2 separate regions of the Mus musculus genome follow, and region 2 is linked to region 1. A link is a loop called in an ENCODE intact Hi-C map of the cell type or tissue named here. Cell type or tissue: left cerebral cortex. All regions are shown on one strand. Each heading gives the region's core, and the rest is flanking DNA. Links, peaks and the distances in the headings are about the cores only. Region 1 holds the start of Evx1 (even-skipped homeobox 1). Region 2 overlaps Skap2 (src family associated phosphoprotein 2).

The links. Peaks named below come from ENCODE experiments on the same cell type or tissue, not always from the same donor. Only the 100,000 strongest peaks of a DNase experiment are listed, where the experiment ranks them.
Region 2: a loop joins it to region 1, with 9 times the contacts of the local background. A loop is called at or near these places in 5 of 42 quality-filtered maps.

What each region holds. Positions count from the first base shown.
Region 1 is chr6:52,310,539-52,320,414 of GRCm38, forward strand. It overlaps Evx1 (even-skipped homeobox 1), which reads left to right and starts at 2,960. Exons shown (of 3, transcript NM_007966.4): 1 at 2,960-3,733; 2 at 5,200-5,456; 3 at 5,995-7,840. The coding sequence starts at 3,307. The coding sequence ends at 6,561. Evx1os (even skipped homeotic gene 1, opposite strand) reads right to left here and starts at 4,294. Exons shown (of 4, transcript NR_038163.1): 1 at 4,233-4,294; 2 at 2,766-3,032; 3 at 2,215-2,292; 4 at 1-359. In left cerebral cortex, for the core only: no CTCF peak of the experiment used is centred there; a DNase peak (open chromatin) is centred at 2,185.
Region 2 is chr6:52,000,167-52,010,042 of GRCm38, forward strand. Skap2 (src family associated phosphoprotein 2) reads right to left here. Exons shown (of 13, transcript NM_018773.2): 2 at 3,484-3,589; 3 at 2,915-2,940. Among named protein-coding and RNA genes, the nearest start is that of Skap2, 7.4 kb to the right of the region's middle. In left cerebral cortex, for the core only: CTCF peaks have their summits at 2,769 (motif pointing right), 8,821 (motif pointing right) and 9,104 (motif pointing right); DNase peaks (open chromatin) are centred at 2,758 and 5,882.

The DNA of each region.
Region 1 (9,876 bases), core at 840-8,839:
CCGTGGGGATCCACATTCGGTGGCCCAAGCAAAGGTTTAGATTCCATTTAAAACGACTGGCGCGACTTATCTCCCCTTGGCTCCCTAGGATTCTCAGCCACCCTCTATCCCTCCTAGCCGGGCGGAAGCCAAACCCACAGCGTTTGAAGTTCAGAGAATTCCAATCCTCGAAGAACTGGCCGCATCTGAGCCGATCGCCCCAGCAGGAGAAGGACTGCAAGTCGGCGGGGCTGCAGCGGAGAGATGCACCGGGGCGGACTCCACTAAGGTGGCTGTCACCTCTCTTTGCTTTCGAAGGGTTACCTTGCTTCACGCGCTATTAGAAATTTCCTTCCTTCTTCCGCTGCTCAGTAAATAACCTTCATAATACAACGATAGTGAAGATTAAAACACACTTCCCAAGCAGGAAGAAAAACAAAAACAGTAACAACCCAAGACAAAACAGAACAAAAACCCCCAAACCGTGTCTTTCTCCAGCACTCTCTTTTCATCTGCAGTGAAAAATTCTACTCCCTTCATTTGAAGTCGGCCAATTGCTGATATTAGAAGTGACATTTAGTTGGATTTCTTTCTTTTCTTTTTTTTTTTTTTTTCTCTTTAAGCATCGGCATAGGTAGGGAGAGGTTCAAGTAGGGACCTCAAAACTAGGATGCTAAGTAGATGGAGGCTGCTTTAAAAAGCTATGCTGGGGTCTGGGGAGGAATTTGGGACTGGGGGTGGGCTGAGAAGGGATTTTCATGAAGCTCAGATCTGGAGCAGACAGGAGGCTGCAGCCTTCAGAGAGTCTGAGGCCCCTCCTGGAGATGTAAGGAAAGCCTGGCTCCATCCGACTGACCCAGGAAGGAGACTAAATGGCACCCCTTGATCTCACAATTCTGTTCTGCTTTCATCTCTAGGGAAAATGCTGAGTAAAAGGGGATCAAACGTTGAACATTCCCATTGAATGCAAAGCTGGGGGCGGGGCAGGGAAGTCAGACCAGCCTCCCTCTGAGAGGGAGGGCAGTGAAGTAGTGGCTAGTTCATGGGGGGGGGGGGGGGGGGCTGGGAGAGTGGGTGTCTCACAGGCCCAGCCCCAGAAGATGCAGCAGCAGCAGCAGCCCTGAGACAGATTCAGGAGTCTAGAGAACAGAGAGACCAAGCAGACTCTGGCTGGAGTGAGAAAGCCAGGACAAGCCAGAATTGGTGGATATCTCCTCAGGGCAGGAGAAGATCCGAGAACTCACTATCCCCTTGACCCCATCTCTGCCTTGGCCTCTGAAATCTTTCTCTAGATTTCTGGGCTGGCAGTGTTCAGCAACTGCTGGCTTTGGGGGTTAATAGGGAGTGGACACATTTGCTTGGATACCACCCTTCTTGTCATCTGCCCTTGTTCCCCAGGCAAGATTAACAAACATTTGCTGCATCAGGAGAGAAATGGAAAGCCAGAGTCGTTTTCCTAAACCTCTGGCTTCCTCCATTATTTCCATAATCCTAAATCAGCCAGATTGAGGGAAGGGTAGAGAGAAACTGAGAAAAGGGTAGGAGACAGAGGACAATGAGGGAATCACAGGAACTTTCTTAGAAGCTGGGGCTTTGCCTTGGGACACAGGAGTTTTTATCCCCACCCCCCGCTTCTTCAGCTAAGAGGGCAGGCTGCTCACTAGTGGAAAATATTGCAGGGGGAGCCAGAGAGGGGGATGGAGGAGCTAAACTCGGAGGGTGCTCACCTCTGCCCCTCAATCTGGCCCACCTGCCAGGCTCCGCAGGAGATTCTTCTACTCCTTCTCCCAAACACCAAGTCCCAGAATTCCACAGGTCCAGACCTTCACCTCCTCAGAGGATTAGCCTAGTCCCTTCACCCCGCCTACTGCCTGTTTTTGTTTTTTGTTTTTGTTTTTTGTTTTCCCCATGACATTTCAACAACTTTCTCTCCTACCTCTAGCTTTGGACACAGAAAATCTCTTTTGGGTAGAGCCCAGGAGAGGACCCTGCAAGCTCAAACCCTGCTGATACTCTTTGCCACACAATCTACCCACAGCTGCCCTAAAACCATCAGAGAAGGCCAGCACCTTCTACCTGGGCTCCTTCCGTACTACCAGAGCAGGGGGCCGGATTGCCAGCTCCTTTTCATTAGAACACGCCGTTTGTGGCAGAATTCGTTGACTCTGTAGAAATACCTAAAATACAGACAGAAAAAGAAAGGCCAATCTTAGACCCTTTCCCTAACCGACATACCTGAAATAGCCCGGAGATAAGCCAAACCAAAAGATGTTTTCTTCTATGAAGAGCCAATCCAAATTCAAATCAGGCCATCTAGATAGAGATAATTAACAACAACAACTCATTGAACACTTCGAATTTTAGCCAGGTGATCTGGGTGGGGAGAGATTTTTCTTCTTCTTCTAAAATCGAGGAACACTGTGTTAGCACACAAGGCCGGTTCTCAAAGGGGAAAACGATATCTTTTGGCTGTTAGGGGATGAAAATAAAGTTTGGTTCTTAGGAGGGAGACAGATGGGGTTGGGGAGATGAGGGAGGAACGGGTACTTTAGGCTCAAGCTCCCCAGACAACTGAGGTGGAGGGTACCTTTTCAGTAGCTGGTTAAAAAAAAAAAAAAAAAAAAAAAGACAAGCGGTTGTATTAATACTCAGAAAACCTGGGTTTGTAAACAGCTTCCAAAGAGTAGCTATGGATTCTTTCATTAGTATTAGATCTAGACACCAGGTTAAGAAAACAGAAGTCAAAACAACAATAAAATAAAATTTCAAAAGCATTTTTCAATTACCAAGTCCTGTTGCCCCTGTGGAACTCGCTGCGCGCCTTAAGCGCTCCCTTTTCTGTGTGCGGAATTCCATTTGCATCCTCTGTGTCTGGGTGTCTCCCTTTCCCAGTGTGTGTGTCTCTCTGTTTTCACACTCTCCTCCCCATTCGAGCGAGGCCCACACCTGGCGCATCACTGCCGAGCCATTAGCTGCGGGTCTCCTTTCATCTTCACTGTGGCAGACGTTTCTATTTATCCACTTGCGTTCGCCGAGTGGCGTCACCAGCGGTACTGTAATGACGATTGCAGCAGGAGGATGACAGCTTAGAAAGAAGAGGGCAATGGGGCTTCCTCCCAGAGGCGGTGCGGCACAGAGGAGCGCTCGCATCACAAGGTGACCCTAGCTCCCCACTGCCATCTCCGCGGTCGCCGTCGACACGGCGCTGGGGCTACCCGGCGCCTGCCTTGTCGCCTTAGCTCCTCTTCTCAGCCAAGATCCCAGGGAGCCTGGGATTAGGAGCTTACTTGGGGGTTTTCCCCCTCCCCCCCTCTGGAGAGTCCGGGGATGGAGAGCCGAAAGGACATGGTTATGTTTCTGGATGGGGGTCAGCTTGGCACTCTGGTTGGTAAGAGGGTCTCTAATTTGTCCGAAGCCGTGAGCAGCCCGCTGCCTGAACCGCCAGAGAAGATGGTGCCCCACGGTTGCCTGAGCCCGCGAGCCGGCCCTCCGACTTCCCGGGAGCGTGGCGGGGGAGGCCAGGAGGAGGAGCCGGTCGATGGACTAGCAGGCAGTGCTGCAGGGCTGGGCGCCGAGCCACGGTCTGCTGGAGCGGCCATGCTTGGCCCGGGACCCCCAGTCCCCTCCGCGGACAGCCTCTCTGGCCAAGGGCAACCTAGTAGCTCAGACACCGAATCGGATTTCTATGAAGAAATCGAGGTGAGCTGCACCCCAGACTGCGCCACCGGGAACGCCGAGTACCAGCACAGCAAAGGTAGCCACCTTGCCCCTCCGCTCCCCGGTCCGCCCACTCCACCCACAGTTCCCTTCATCTCAGGCCAGGTGCAAGATGCTCCTTTCCCTTGGGGCAGGATGGCTGGGGGTTGGGTGAGTGGGGCGGGGGCACCTGAACAACTCTTTTGCTCTCTGCACCTTAGTGTGTGTGAGGGCTCTCGTGTTATCCCATTAGAGTGACAGTTGTGCCTGGACGAATGTCAGCGTTGGCACAAGTCTTGACTTGAGGGGTCCAAAACGCACCCCAACCTCCCAACCCCCGAGTTTTGTGGGAATGATTCAGCTAAGACGGAAAGACACATCCGTCGGGTAGGGCAAGATCAAACGGTTGTCCGGGCAGTTTGACTGGAGGGGAGCAAGGCACAAGGAGGCGCGGAAGCCCGGAGAATATAAAGGACCGTAAAATCGTGGCGGACTCTGGTCTCCGGAGGGCTGCAGCCCTCCGACCAGTTTGCACGTCGGTCAGAGGTCCAAATTACCTTGTCACTTCCCGGGCTGGCGGCGCCAGGTCGGAAATGGTCCCAATGGTCTAATTGCCTTTGGTCTCCGGTTGCATTTGAAAAGGCGGGGATTGGGCCCTCCCCCTCCCTCTTTCCCTCAGTCTCACTTCTCCACCCAAAGGAAAAGCAGCTGCAGGGGGGCTGGAGCCCCACCCTCCTCTGGGGTGGGTCTAAGGGGTTGGTACTTTAATTACACTGCTCCTTCTCACCAGGGGCTAATGGGAGTGGGGGTGGATAGCTCAGAAGGGAGTCTCTCTATACCAACAATATCCACTCCTAGGAATGAAAGACTGGAAGCCCATCAGCAGACACACCTCCACAAAACCATGGGAATGGGTGGGAAAGGCTTGCCTCTACCTCTAGGCCTAGGCAGCCAACACCACCTTGTTAAGTATCCACCTCCATCTCCTATCATCTTATCATCTATCTAACCCAGCTTCTCTACCATACCATGTCCTCACAACCCATACTCAAAATATACCACTCCTGCAATAGGTGCAACCCAACACACATCCCCACACCTGGTACTGGCATACTGGTGCACACACACACAAGATCGAGGAAGCTCACTGTATGTCCAACAAGCTACAATACATTAACCTCAAGAATTCAGTGTTCCGGCACATCCTTACCCATCCCTACCAACACAAGCAGAGAGTTCAGGGGATATGCCCTTTGCTGCACCCAGGGGCAAGCGGAAGGGAAGCCTTTAGACCCAGTATGCCTTAGGTCCAGGTCTTCCAAACAGCCACTTTAAGCCTGCCCCAAACCTTTTCTGTGTCAAGACCTCTCCGGTGAAGCTTCCAGAGCCCCAGCAGAATCAGTGACTGAGGAAGCTAAGGGGTTCTCCTTCTAATGCCCCTCCTCCAGCCTGAAGTCAGCATTTGTTTGTGTATTTGTGTTGTGTCTCTGTATGTGCACCTGTGTGCTCTGGGCTCCTGTGCAGCGCCAGGCTCCGATGCTCTGGGTAGCAGTCCTACCAGTGGCAGCGAGGCCCCCAAGAGTAACGGTGGCAGCGGCGGCAGCGGCTCTCAAGGCACCCTGGCCTGCAGCGCCAGTGACCAGATGCGCCGATACCGCACGGCCTTTACCCGGGAGCAGATTGCAAGGCTGGAGAAAGAGTTCTACAGGGAGAACTACGTTTCAAGACCGCGGAGATGCGAACTGGCAGCAGCCTTAAACCTTCCTGAAACTACCATCAAGGTAGGCTGGGCTAGGATCCTCGAGGTGGCTATGTACCTAGGTTAGTAGGAAGGAGATGTCAACGGTCTACTGCAGCTGAATCGTCTGGGCCTGGACTCTCCAATCTGGTACACTCAGAATTTCCCTCTGACAGTCCATAGTCAGCCACTGCTGCCAAGATTCCCGTCCTTTTCCTAGGCAAACAGACTACGGAGACAGGTGACTGCAAGTGACAGTGTCCCCAAAGAACAGGGAGCCCTAAATCTATGGGAAAATGTCTTTTGCCTCCCCAGATCCATTGAGGCAGGCCTTCCTCTTAGTACCCTCACTCCAGCTTGTGATGCTAAGCCCGGTGGGCAGGCTGAGCGGCTGCCCAGTCCTGCTCCCGAGGGTTTCCATCTGGGTTGGTGGCCTGCCCTTGTCAGCTGGAGTTGCTTTTGACTCTCCCCCCACTCCCCAGCCCCCCTCACTGCGAGCATGGCCCTCGCACCCCACCCACCCCCAGCCATGGGCCTGGGCCTGGCGCAGCCCTCCAAGGCGCTCCTCTTCCTCTCCTCAGGTGTGGTTTCAGAACCGGCGCATGAAGGACAAGCGTCAGCGGCTGGCCATGACGTGGCCGCACCCGGCCGACCCTGCCTTCTACACCTACATGATGAGCCACGCGGCGGCCGCGGGCGGCCTGCCCTACCCCTTCCCGTCGCACCTGCCCCTGCCCTACTACTCGCCCGTGGGCCTGGGCGCCGCGTCCGCCGCCTCGGCCGCCGCCTCGCCCTTCAGCGGCCCCCTGCGCCCGCTCGACACCTTCCGCGTGCTCTCGCAGCCCTACCCACGGCCCGAACTGCTGTGCGCCTTCCGCCACCCGCCGCTCTATCCCGGCCCGGCGCACGGACTCGGCGCCTCGGCCGCCGCCGCCGCTGCCGCCGGGCCCTGCTCCTGCCTCGCCTGCCACAGCGGCCCGGCCAACGGGCTGGCGCCCAGGGCCGCCGCCGCTGCCGCCGCCTCAGACTTCACTTGTGCCTCCACCTCCCGCTCGGACTCCTTCCTCACGTTCGCCCCCTCTGTGCTCAGCAAGGCCTCCTCCGTGGCGGCGTTGGACCAGAGAGAGGAGGTGCCCCTCACCAGATAAGGGGGCGCCCTCGGGGCTGCCGACTGCAGGATGGACGTCGTGGGGTGGAGGTCGGGGGAGCCTTCGGGGCTCCTCCAGCATCCCACCTGTCACCTCTCTTCTCAGATGCACAGGGGAAAGGAGGTGGAGGTGGGGGGGGGGACACCATAAAGGACTCCGCCTAGAGGATCCAGGAGCCCCAGAAGCGACATTGGCTGCTTAGGAGCAGGAATGGGGTGGGAAAGCGTCCCCTGGGGTGGCCAGGCCTTGCCATTCTCCACCGAAACCACCACTCTATCAGAGGTCGAGGCCTTGGTTCAACAGCTACCCGGGAACAACCCACTCCCAAGCCCCTCGTACCCTTCAACTGGGCCCCCACTCTCCTGTCAAGGGCAAGAGCTGCGAAGGGAACTCGCTGTTTCTTGGAACAAAATGCTGTGTATGCAGAGCAGGTAGAAATTAATCTTCACCAGCTTTTCCAACGCATGGCAGGGGGCTTGTTGATGGCAACATCCCAGCCATTTAGGGGAGAGATGATTTACTGCTAGGGAGATGCTTGCCACTTGGCGAGGAACCTGGGAGCCGGCTCACCTTCCCAGGGCCTCAACTACACAGCATCTGGGGAGTGGTACCCTCTACCAGCCACTGACTTCTTTCCCTATTTCTGGCTTTGTGACATCTCACGACCCGACCTGTGCAGCTCCAGCCTTCTCCCTTCCGGTTTGACATTGGCAGGGAAGGGGCAGGGGCTCCAGGGTCCCTAGGCAGCTTCTGTGGGGCGAACCTCTTCTCCCTTAACCCAGCACACAGCCTGATTAGCAAGTGATGGGTGAGGAGGGGTTTTTGAATGTTGAATGTATGTATAATAATGATCACCACTCTGCTGGGCCACCAAGCCCGGAGCTGCTGAGCCGGTCTAACAAGGCGCCCTGGGAAGAGCTTAGGGAACGGAGACTTCTTACATTCTTCTCTCATTGTCTCCCCAAATTGCCACAGGGCCTTGGCTTTCAGCTGCCAGTACAAACCTTCAGCGCCTCTGGAGGACCCTGTCTCTCCCCTTCACTGGGGTTTATTGGGGAGCCACTTAGGAACTCCTGTACTCATCCTTATAGCCAGTGTTTGAGGAAAAGGACAACTTCAATCATCCAATGCAGGCTTCCCTCCACTGGGAGGAAGTGGTCCTTCCTGCAGGGAATGAATTTGGTTTGGTTTGGGGTTTTCCTTTGCAGCCCAAAGAATTTGCTGTTATGATTTGTTAACCATATTGCAATAAAAGCTGAACATGATTCTTACTTTAGCATTTAAGCATAAGTTTTGTTTTGTTTTGTTGCTATTTTTGAATTGCTAATTTAGCTACCGTGGGCATGTATAGGGACAGAATAAAGGAGATGGACTCACAGAGGGAGGGGTCTCCTAAGTCCCTGTTGGGCATTGGCAGGATCCAAACAAACACTGCAGGAAAGTAGAAGTCTGTCTTCCAGATGACTGGGGTGTAGGCTTGGTTAGTTCTGGGAGTATCTAGGACTTGCCATAGGTAGATTGGCCCCCTAAAGTGTTCAGTTTGCCTAGGGCTCATCCCTCTAATGGATGAATCCTTCAGTTGCTCCAATAGGGGACTTCAGGGCTGCCATCTCCTTTAGTCCTTCCTCCATGATGAGCCTGATGAGATAAGTAGTAATGACAGGTGCTGGACCATTCCAGAGAGCAGTGTTTGCTGGTGGAGTCAGGCCTCCATCCATGCATAGAAAGAAGTGGCTGGATGAGGGTTGGGATGGTCCTACCTGGAGGATGGAATTCTGGCACTACATAGCACTTCCCCGACCTACTCAAGAGTGCCTCGTTCTGAAATCCCAGCCCAGTAGCCTTCTGGGAAGCTAGGAAGGTTTGGGTTGCCTAGCAGGGAGGGTTCTCTGCTGGGCAGTGGGAACTCCACAAATGCCCTCTGCCTTCTTGTATACTGTGGCCCCGCGTGGAACCTTCTACCCAGCAACTGTGCTCCCACTCTTTCCTGCCCCCAGGCCCTCGAAGTTCCCTCTGAAGCCAGGGGCTCCCCAGTGCCAAATCCCAGCAAATTTTGCAGTTGCTCCACATCGGGCAGAGATTGCTTGCGACAGGTAAATGGGCTGCGGGTTGCCTTAATGCCAGGCGTATTTTCAGTTAATAGGGAGGGAAAATGAGGTGTCTGCAGCGATATTGGAAAGTACAAGATCGATGATCCGGCCTCGTGTCCAATCAGCAGCCTTTAATTGACTGTATTTTCTGGGTAATTGAGCCTCTCTTCCTCCAAATTGAAGTGGAAGATATAACAATACATCTTGCCAGGAGGAATTACTCATTACTTCATAATGAAATTTCCCTTTTGCCAAGGTTTGCGGTTTGGCAGTAGGCACCACTTCTCACTCTATGAGCCCCCCCCCCCCCCCCAGCTTAGCGTGCCTGCACCAGGCCATGCCATCTGGCTTGACATGCCTCACGTTGGTTGGGAGAGCAGACTTGACTATGAAGGTACTGTCCGTCTCTAGCTTCAAGTTCGGACTGTAGAACAGATAAGGCAGACCAGGCAAGAGGCCTAACGTGGGATTGTTTTTGGTTTTGTTTCTTTTTAAACTTCTGAGTCTCTTGTCTTAACTGAACTCTGGCAAGGTCCCATTTTGCCTGAAGCTCTGAGCTGTGCACAGCAAACGGTGACTAGGATGCACCTATGAGTTTCAGGTTCTTGATTCTTCCTCCCCTAACACATAACACACACTGGGCTTTGGGACTCTGAGCCCAAGATCTGGGTTCAACAGCGTTTCACATTTTAGTTTCCCCTGCAGCTTCTGAGTCCTGGCAGAACCTGCAGGTCTGAAAACAAGGTCCAGTGCTCAGCTTGGGTCTGCCTAGAGCTGCAAGACTCTGCAGACCAAGTGTGCGCAAAGCCCCGGCCGTCGCTGGCTTGTTAACATGTGATTGATTGCCTTATTAAAGCGTGTTCTTGTAAGTGTGACCAAACTGATTGCATTGCATATGTTTGGGATAATGCTCATTTTAAACAACAGGATAAAGCGGATGAGCTCGCCAGAGCCTCGGAGACGAAATGATTCCGGCCAGCAGTTCCCTAACTCTGGCATTAAATTACCCAGTTACATAGCAAATCACTTAGTTCTCCCAGCCTTACCCCTATTTGGGGTGGGGGTGGGGACTTCGCAGTTTGATCTCACCCTCTGTCCTATTGGTGGCTTTTCACCATACAGAACCACCTTCCTAGGCTCTAAATCTGTAAGGACTCACTAGACATGGGATCCTCCACAGGAAAAAGGCAGCAGGAAAAAGAGATCCATCACACACGTGTTACCC
Region 2 (9,876 bases), core at 1,276-9,275, 310 kb before region 1:
CCACTAATAAGCTTAGATAATACAAACGAGAAGGTCAAAGGAAATTGCTTTCTAAATAAATCTGTGCATATTTAACAATACTGATAGAGTTGTAAGGACAAAAATCTATTAATTGTTTTTCACAGTTAGAGGGAAAGGGACCAAAGCTGCTGCATCTAAAGCAATCCCATTTAAAAACTAGATGCTGGCCCAGCGCAAGGGCTCGGCCAGAGTACATGTCTATGCTGGCCCAGCACAGGAAGAGCCAAAGGCAGGGGGATAAAAAAAAATCTAGATTCCAATAACTACAAATTTGAAACTTATTCTCTTGAAATGGTGTACCATTTAATACCTACTTTTTAAATGACTTAGACATTTCTAAAAACTTCTTTCAAAACTGAACTTCTGAATCAAGACTAACTTCAATCCTCTTGAACAATAAAGTCACAATAGAGAAATACACTGAGAAGGACTTACTGAATATCTACTATGTGTTACGTTACCTTCTTCTGATAAATCTATAAAGGAAGCAATACCTAAATCAGTACTAACACTAATACAAGGTAAAAATTTAACTCTTTGTGGTAAGCCTAATATGTATTAGAAAACTCTAGCTAATGATTAATAATAGTCTTTACAAAAATAGTAATGTGGTAACTGCAAAAATAACTATTTTAAGTCACTTTAAGAGAACTGTGACAGAGAACAATTATAAAATAATTATGTATTATGGGTAGGATGGTGTACATCCATGATCCCAGCTCTTGGGAGGCAGAGGCAGAAAAATCCTGAGCTAGAGGCTGGCCTAGAATACAAAAAGGGATGCTGTCTCAAAAAAAATTTTTTTTATCATATAACATAATTCCAGTACACAAAGACCTGGAGCCTACAGGGTTAGGGTTCAGGAGAGCACCCGACAGTGTCAGGATATATTGCAACTATGATAGTAGCATTAGTTACCCATCTTGCTCAAGAGTTCCAGAGTCACGGGGACCTTATGAAGAGGCAGTGTTTCTAATGAATAACAGGGACTATACCAAGCTCACTGTTTTCTGTCTAAATTCAAATCCTTTTTTTACTAAAAATGAAGGCATTTAGATAAACAACTGATGATTATTCTAAAGTTACAACTTGACAAAACTCAATGGGGAATCTATGCTCACAGAGTAGAGATCTTTTGAAAAAAGATGCATGCTGGGTAACCACTTTGCAACCATTAAATCTGTGTCCTTTACTAGTCCTAATAGGCTAGAAAATAGTCTTTTTAGAACAAAACTAAATATATTGTGAGGGTGTGATGGCATAAAATTACTCAGCTTCTCATATTTCTCCAAGGTATACATCTAATTTATCCACAGGCTTACTTTGTGCAGGCGCTCTCAGTGATTAGTTAACTCAATTCAGCAGTATTGAGCTGCAAATGACTTATTCAGAGGCAAATGATTATGGGGAAATCTCTGAATTCCACATTATTTGAACTCTTATTCTAAGCTCATTTTTCAATTTCTATCAAATACTGTATAAACTTCCATACTCTTTGGAGACAAAGAATGTATCTCAGTAATGTAATTTTAATATCCACACACCTGAACAAGTTCTAAAACAGAATCCCAAAGGGAAAGCTTGCAATTATACAATGGCTTCCCATTACCATGCCTTCTTAGCTTAAAATTGTTTAATGTCCAAATAATTAAGCCACAATGAGAGTTCAGCAAATACTCAGTGCAACAATATACGCCTTTTAAGAAGAGGTAAGACCTGGTATCTATTATTTCCTCACAAATAATGTATTATATTTTTAAAAAATCATCATCAAAATGTATAAGCCCATTTGTGCATTCACCTAGGTAAATGCAATAGGATTAAGGCCAAGTTTAAGACTCCCTGAGGCACACAACTGCAAGGACTAGGAAGGAGGAGACTTTGCCTGCTCTTGTCTGCATTTTAGTATGGCAAAGCTTCTCTTAGCTCACTTGGATCACACCGATCCTGACAAGGGACTGTGAAAGAAACTGTTAACTGCCTTGAAACTGAGGCTGTGTGGGGCTAAGAACTTGGTGTCCTAAAAGCTGTGGCTGGCCTCTCACTGCTGACAGCTCAGACGGGGGATTAATGTTAGGACCCAGTTAGAAGGTGCCACACTATTTTCTTGTCCAGACTTAGAAACTAGTTCCACAGATTAGGGGACCTCACGTTGTTATCGTCATACTAACCTTCACAAGCTGAAGGCCATGAGAGTGAATTAGCACCTTAGAGAGAAGGACAGTGTGCAGGTCCTCTCAAAGGACTCAAACTGTGAAGAACCTGGAAGCTCCAGTGCTGAGCAAGTGTCTCAAGTCTAAAGGAAATCTGTCAGCTCGCCAGCACTACCGCATACCTCAAAAACAATGAAACCAAATGCCCATCTCTAACAACGTCTAAAATACACATTTATTCCAAACAAAAGAACCAAAATAAAGATTGGCATTTATTTATCCTGTCAAATAAAATTCGTACCAGTTTTTACCCATCCTTTAAAATCATGACCTATAGCTCATGGGAGTGTCTTGCTTAGCACGTGACAATCCTGTGTTCCATCTCCAATGCCACAAAATCCCAAAGCACCTGCACCCCGTAAGACAATCCCTGTTGTGTGAGAGGGCAAGAGGTGACAGCTCGCTGGGGTCAGCTGAGCCCTGGCGGAGCTGTAAGGGCATGCCTGTACTTCGATTCCTACCGCTAACAAACAGGACCTAAGACTAGGATTCTACACAGAGAATTCTAGATCCGTTTCTCAATATTCCTCTCAGCAGGGGGAGCTAGCACTCTCATCTTGAAGGTCTAAACACATACCATGGAACTTAAAATTTTGATTCCAACTATAAAATTTCAGAACGGTGAGACTACCCTTTTCAAAATCTCCACCAAAGAAAATTATTTAAGATTTGAAATTTACCTTTGTCTTGAAATTCCTGAAGATAGCTGCAAAAATAAAGAAAAATCAAGGCAAGGTCTAATTAGTAACAATATTTCAAATCCAAACTCTGTATTACAAACATACATCTAGAAAAAAAAACATTTTCTGTCCTGAAATGACAATTCCTAAAGGCTTACAGAGTCATAATACATACAATTAAGTATGTAAAAAAAGAATTTTTATCAAGACCTAATAATAGAACATATCTTTATTATCTTTATTAATTTATTTGTTTACTTAATCAATGCACTAAACATTTAAAGGATTTTCTTTTTCAAAGTCTGGGGTATTTTCCACATAGATATTAAAATTTCCAAATATGTCCTCAGATGTTCAAAATAAATGCTTAGCATTTTGCTAGCATACTTAGAAAAAAATATATAATAATCAACAAAAAGGATTATCTACATTTGAAAATATTATAGTGGAAATATATTCTGTCCTTTAAAAGTACTTAACATTAATAAACCAGAACACAAAACTTAACTCCATAATAAACATTAATTACAGAGTTATTTCCAAGTAGTAATAAAAGGCAAATGACTTACACAGACTTTACATCTTTTATCTTCTTAATGAGAGATTCTCTCTTTTCCTTGGCTTTCTTGGATAAATTTTCTCCTTTCAGTGTGTCTGCCACAAATGTTTCAACATCTAAACCATGAAATATAAAAACAGTATACAAATTATAGAAAAGAACCTTTCTGTGTGAAGACAAATAGGTCAGTGATTGTTTCTACACTTAAGTGTTAATATCTGTGCAATCTATGGTAGTTATTTATCAGTCCAAAGCATAGCAGTTGAAGTACAGTTAAAAAACTAAGTTGGACAAATCAGTTCACCACTTAGCTAAATAAAATCTGTATATTGTACGCATGCTTAGCACAGCACATGCTATTCGGATGTTTGACATCATTAAACTAGGAAGAAACACACAAGTTTTAATAAACTACCATGACCCATAACACAAATTCTCTTCTGCAAAGCAAGCGGAAAGCTTTTATGCGCGTGCTACTGTCGCTTTATAATTATTTTTTAAGTTGCCCTAAGAACCAGTCACAGCATTTTATAAAGATAAGCTAAAAGCCTCTGATAGCACTTTGCTTTCCCCAGTATCATCTATTTTCAGGAACACATAATATCTAATGCTTAGAAGAAAAAATTAATCCCCTTTTTTTCCTAATCAAGATTCTCAAAAACTATCCTCCTCCTTGCTACCTGCCCCACCCATGCTGGCTACCCTCAAGTGAGAAGACACCCAGTTGTCCTTTGCTTCCCACCCTGCTCTTAGCTACCTGGAATACCATAGTTGAATAGAGAAGTGAGAAAAATGGGTTCTTCTACTATGAAAAAATACAGAGTCCAAATATAGCTTTGTATAACATTTCCCACAGCCTCTTCTGAAATTTCAGTAAACTCCTAAATATTGTGTTGGCTGACTCCTCTCCTATAAAGTTCCACGAAGTCTTTGCTGCTTTGACTCCTAGACATCCATTATTATTGTTCATAAAATATTGGATAGCTTACTGACACATATTTTATTTTCAGAATTTCATGGCTCACTTTAAAATATCTCTTAGAGAATTACATTAAAATGTTAGACAAATCACCCACAGCCCACACCAGAAAGATGTGTGACTTACTTTCTTTTTCCCTAACGACTTTGTCTCCTAACTTACAGTGATAAAAAGATCAAAATGTAATATTACACATAAGTACTAAAAAGTGCAATAATCTCAATTGTATTCATATTTAACCATTTAAAACCTACTATATAACCTAGAATCTAATCAATTTTAAATTCCTGATTATAGAAAGTATTTTGCTCCAATGAGGAACATGGATGAAGCTGTTACAGACTCACAATAAACGCATATTTTTTTGCTAAGCCAATAATACAAGGAAAAAATAAGATTAAAACATGAAACAATCTCTTAACAGCAAGTATATGTTAAAAGTAAGTATCAAACGAAATGAAAGCAAAATGTCCTGGCTCCTCTTTCCTTCTGTGGCCCCTAAAATATGGAGGAAAGAGGCAGAGGCAGAGGCAGAGGTCAGCAGACCTGGGACAAATTCTCATGTGGGTTCAAAAGAGTAAAACTTGAAGCAGCAGCTTCTACCCACAGGAGTAGGAGCAGGCCACCTCTGGACAAGCCGACTGTAGCTGAAAGAGATCATTGGCTTCCCTAGTATCCATCCATACAGTAACTTTTTAAAAGTGGACAAGAAGTAGCAGGCTACTGCAGCGAGCCCTCCCCAACCCACCCTATACTTGCAAGACTCACAGACACATAGACTGGTGAACAGTCGGCTTAATGTTATTTTCATTCAATGTTTGTCTTTAATTCCCTCTTCCACGAGTATTTAATTGCCTATTTTACATTTTCATTATGCAATCCCAGTTTAAACAAACAGGATCTATTTTCTATCTCCGTAAGCAATAACAGAACAAATTACTGCCCACGAGTTATTTCTTTAAAAGGTCATTTCAGTTTTATAAAAACTCAGAAAACCACCACAAAGACGCTGCATGTTCAACTTGCTGTTTCCTAAAAGCCTACCCAATGTGTCTGGAAAATGGGACCCCATCCCTCTATTTTGAGAAAACGTTTTTTTGAAAAAGTGCAGGAAAAACCCGAATTTCTCAAGGGGAGGCCTAGGTATGGAAAAGGTCTATACTTTTAAAGCGACACGTTTAATATATTTATTCCCAAGCTTTTTCCTAGAAAATGCTTTACTGTTAGGACGAGTTTTCCAAACATTGGCTTTCTCGATAATTCTCCAGAAGGATACAGGGAACAAACTGCTTTGCTGGGGGTGGTGTTTAACGAGAATTTTAGCTGGGAAAAGCTGCAATAATCTGGATTGTTGGTTGCCAATAGACTTGGTTGGTATTTAAGCTTTTGAAGTCTTAAAATATACAGTGAGTCAGATCTAACGGATGAAGTACGCCAGCCTGCGCTGGCAGCAATAGCGGTACTGCGCAGCTTGCCGACTTTTCTCCCTGGCGCTTTTGCCAGCCCTGGAACAGGGATCACGGACCAGGCTGTCCTGGGGTGCCCCAGCCTTGCCCCCCAGAAACCAGCCCAAATCCAGCCTGCCTTAAACCTCCGGCTCTTGTCCACGTAGCTGGGAACAGAGAGCTGGGCACAGAGCAGCTGAGTTTGGGACAGCCACGCTAGACAAATGGGGCTGGATCTGTGGCTTTGTACCTCAAAGCCAGAGTAATATTTCAAAAGGCAGCAATAAAACTCTTGGGTAAATCAAGCGCTCCTCTGGCTGGTTGGAAAAGAGATTTGAAGCTTTTTATTGTGCTCTAAATAGCCCTGCAAATGGTGAAATAGCCTGCCGCGGTGAGCTAGCAAGCCGCCATGGCCCTTTTTTACCTTCCTTTAGAGGTCGTGTCCTCCTGTTCATATGTAGATTTCCCTGACTCCTTTCTGTAATTCCGGGGAACTGGTAATTTGACTACAGGAAAAGGTCAGCCTGCGCAGGCTGGCCCCTAAGCCCAGGGACTGAGACTCCCTTTTTCTCCGAAAGAGAGGTTTTATTTTACCCACGGGCGCCAGCCACGAAAGAGCGGGATTGAGGGGTGGGAGGCGGCTACTGGGCTTATGCCAATAAGGCCTGGAAAAGAGGGTGCCACCAACGCAAAAGACCGATGGGGCACCATCAAAGGCCGCAGGTCACACAGCCTGCATCTAACGGAAGCATCACCTCCACTCCCATGGGCATCAACTGCAAGGTAGCCACAGGAAAAAGTTATCTCGGTCACAGTAAACGGGGTGGTAAGTTTTTGCTCCTGTTACACCTTAACTTTGTCAAGAGTAAGCCATCCAGTGGGAACAGCTGTAAAAGTCTGGGGCAAGGCAGCTGACAGATCAGATTTACAACTGCTTTGTCCATAAATGTTAAGGTCTGAAAACACAATGAAAAGATGACGTGTTCTGAGAGCCCAGCAATCCTTGTGCAGCTACATCAGAGAATCACTCAGCAGACAACTGACCCCTGAGAAGTGAGCACTTAAACACCCTGCCCACTGAGTCTCCTTTCTGTTTTCTTTTTCTTTATACACGTGAACCCCTAGAAAAACTGCCACCCTGCCTTCCTTTAGACTGAGTGAGGACAAGTATCACACTCACACACACACACACTCACACACACACACACTCACACACACTTTTTTTTAAAACCATCTTCCATGGTAATCCAACAGTAAAAAGGTACAGGAACAAAAGTCTTCCAATGATAAACTCCTCCACGAGGCAGTCAGAATTCAGCACCTGTCCTCACAAACCCCTACTCTGGAACAGCCTAGAAGACCTGCAGCCTGGAGGTGAGAACAAGGCAACCTCCCTCTTCTCTCTACCTAACACACACACACACCTCTGTGCTGACCTGAATCTGCCTAAAGGAGAAAGCAAGAACTGGCTGGGGGGAGCCACCGTTTGCTGAGTCTCACATCAATAAAATAACTGTAAAGACCAACCCTGGTCCCCCAGATGGCTTTACTATTTAACCCCACATGTCTCCCTACTTTATGGTGGGAACCAGATTTTACTTTGTTCAATGAGCTGTCAGTCACCCCAACTTAATGTGTTAACTTAAAGCCTACACTTTCAGCTGCCATCAGAACAGAATCACACTTTCTGTTAAAACAGGGAATGAATGGTCTGACCAAACAGCTACTGAGGAAAATATAAAAATCAATTCAGCCGGGCACATGCAGATCAATGGAGCAAAACACCCAAAGTTGGAAACTGGCTAATTGAAAATTTATTGATTGTTCTAGCCAATGCCTTCCCCTGAATTACCTTGCACTTTCGCATGTTACTGCTGAACTGTGGACTTTTAAACATGACAAGAGACATGAAGAAGCACAGATCACCGAGTGCAAGGGGTGAAGCAAATCTGAGTTTTATAATCCAGTCTGCTACAAAATTCTCAAAACTGGCGATACAAGCTAAATGGTTTATTATGATAAAAGGCTGGGCTGTTGAAAGAGAAGCCTGGCCATCTTTCACCCTCTTTAGGTTTATCTAATCAAAATCTTTTCACCACACACTTCAAAGAAACCACAGTGAGTAACACAGCGTCTGAGATTTACACTATTCCCACCCACCACTGGGTAGCACCTAATGTAATGTGTTCAGAGTGTGATTGGAAGAGAAACGTAAGCTCAGTAGGATGAAAAAGATAGACTTGGCTTTAATTGAAAAGGACAAACTAAATAAATAATGAGGATATAAAACCTAGCCTGTGCCACTTTTATCACCCATATATGACACTTAATATTCAATTTATGGGCAACAACTGAACTGTGTTTCAAACCACCAGAGCCTTTCCCTCCTCTTGTGTCCTTACCTTCTCTCTACAAGCACTTCAAGGCGAGAATCAGCAGAGATAAACATAGTCGGAAAGTTCATTTTTTAGTACAGTTAGATGTTTTGAAAGAAACTAATGCTGATTAAGATTACATTAACAATTTAAAATGCACATACTTTCAAGAGCCTTACTTAGTAATCCAAGGAAAAATACTTTCACTGGAAAGCCATGCTAACATAGCCCCCAACAAGAAAAGAAGGTGTTTTACCCTTAAGTAAATAGATAAGTAATTTTCCTAATGCTACTTCTTCATTTACAGATACTATTTGACCCAGACAAAATCTCTATAACATCTGGACCCTTGATTTGCAAATGCATATCCGTATTTGTAGAAGGAAGGCTCTTAGAGGTGCCGTAGGTTGATCTCACTTCCAGACCCAATGTTCTCTTATCGACTTGATCCTCATTAGTTGCTGCTGCCAAAATAGGGAGGCTTGTCCTGGCTCTGTGATAATCCAGGTACTTAGAAGAAGGTGGCTACTGGTGACTCAGTAGGTGGCACTCTTCCCTTTGCATACTCAGCCAGGGCTCCAGGAGGAAGCTATGAACACCAGATATACCATAAATAATTCTTACAAGGAAAATAAAGCTAAAGTGGTGACCAAATTATAAACAGGAATTGGAAAGGTGAGAAACAAGCCATAGTGCACTTGGCATTGAAAAACCCTACCTTGGTTTCAACTGAATTGCATTCTTTATCAAATGCCCCAAACAGTGTGATCTATTACACTGTGTGAAGGAGGTGAAAGGAAAAAAAAAAAAATGTCCTGGAAATCCCCAGTAGGGGGAAAAGGCAATATTTCTAACCAAAACTGCCATCTGAACAAATCTCAAGGTCACCTTGCTAAAACCATATAGTCACTTTCTTATGGCTTGTTCAATTTGGTTTTAATTTTTCAGTGCCCCAACGGTTATTTTCTTCTAACAGTGGTTTCATTTTCTAATTTATTAAAAAGGTAACACTTCCCGCTTAAAATCTGTTGATATGATATGAATGGATGAAAATGAGTGCAAATATCTGATTGCGAACTCCTAGCAGCCCCGTCCTTCCAGGGTGATTAGACCAGCAAGCGCTGCAGGCAGCAGGCAGCACTCCCAGGGCTGTTCACCTTCTGCCTGCCAGAGGAGCGCCCACATAAATCAAGGCCATGCTTGCTATTAGTTCTAGTCAAAATATTTGGGTATAAGGTAAGATTAAATGGCCAAGGCTTGGGGCTATCCTTTGGTTTGAATTATCCAGGATAAACCTGTTCTTTCATTGTTTGAGAGTGGGGGGTGTCAAAGGTTGATTCAACAAAATTTTATATAAACTGTACTAAAAAGGAATAATTTAACATTTATTTTTTAAAAAAATAAAGGCATTTAATTTTTAGTACATTGATTCCATAAAAAATATAACTGTTCAAACTATTATACTGTCATTCTTTCAAGGATATTACTAACTAAGAGTTGGGAGTAGTAACTTTATTTTTGCATTTCCATTCAGTTACTTTTTTAAAGGAAAGGCATGAAAAGAGGACAAATATTGAAATGGTAGTGAAAAGCTACTGTAATCA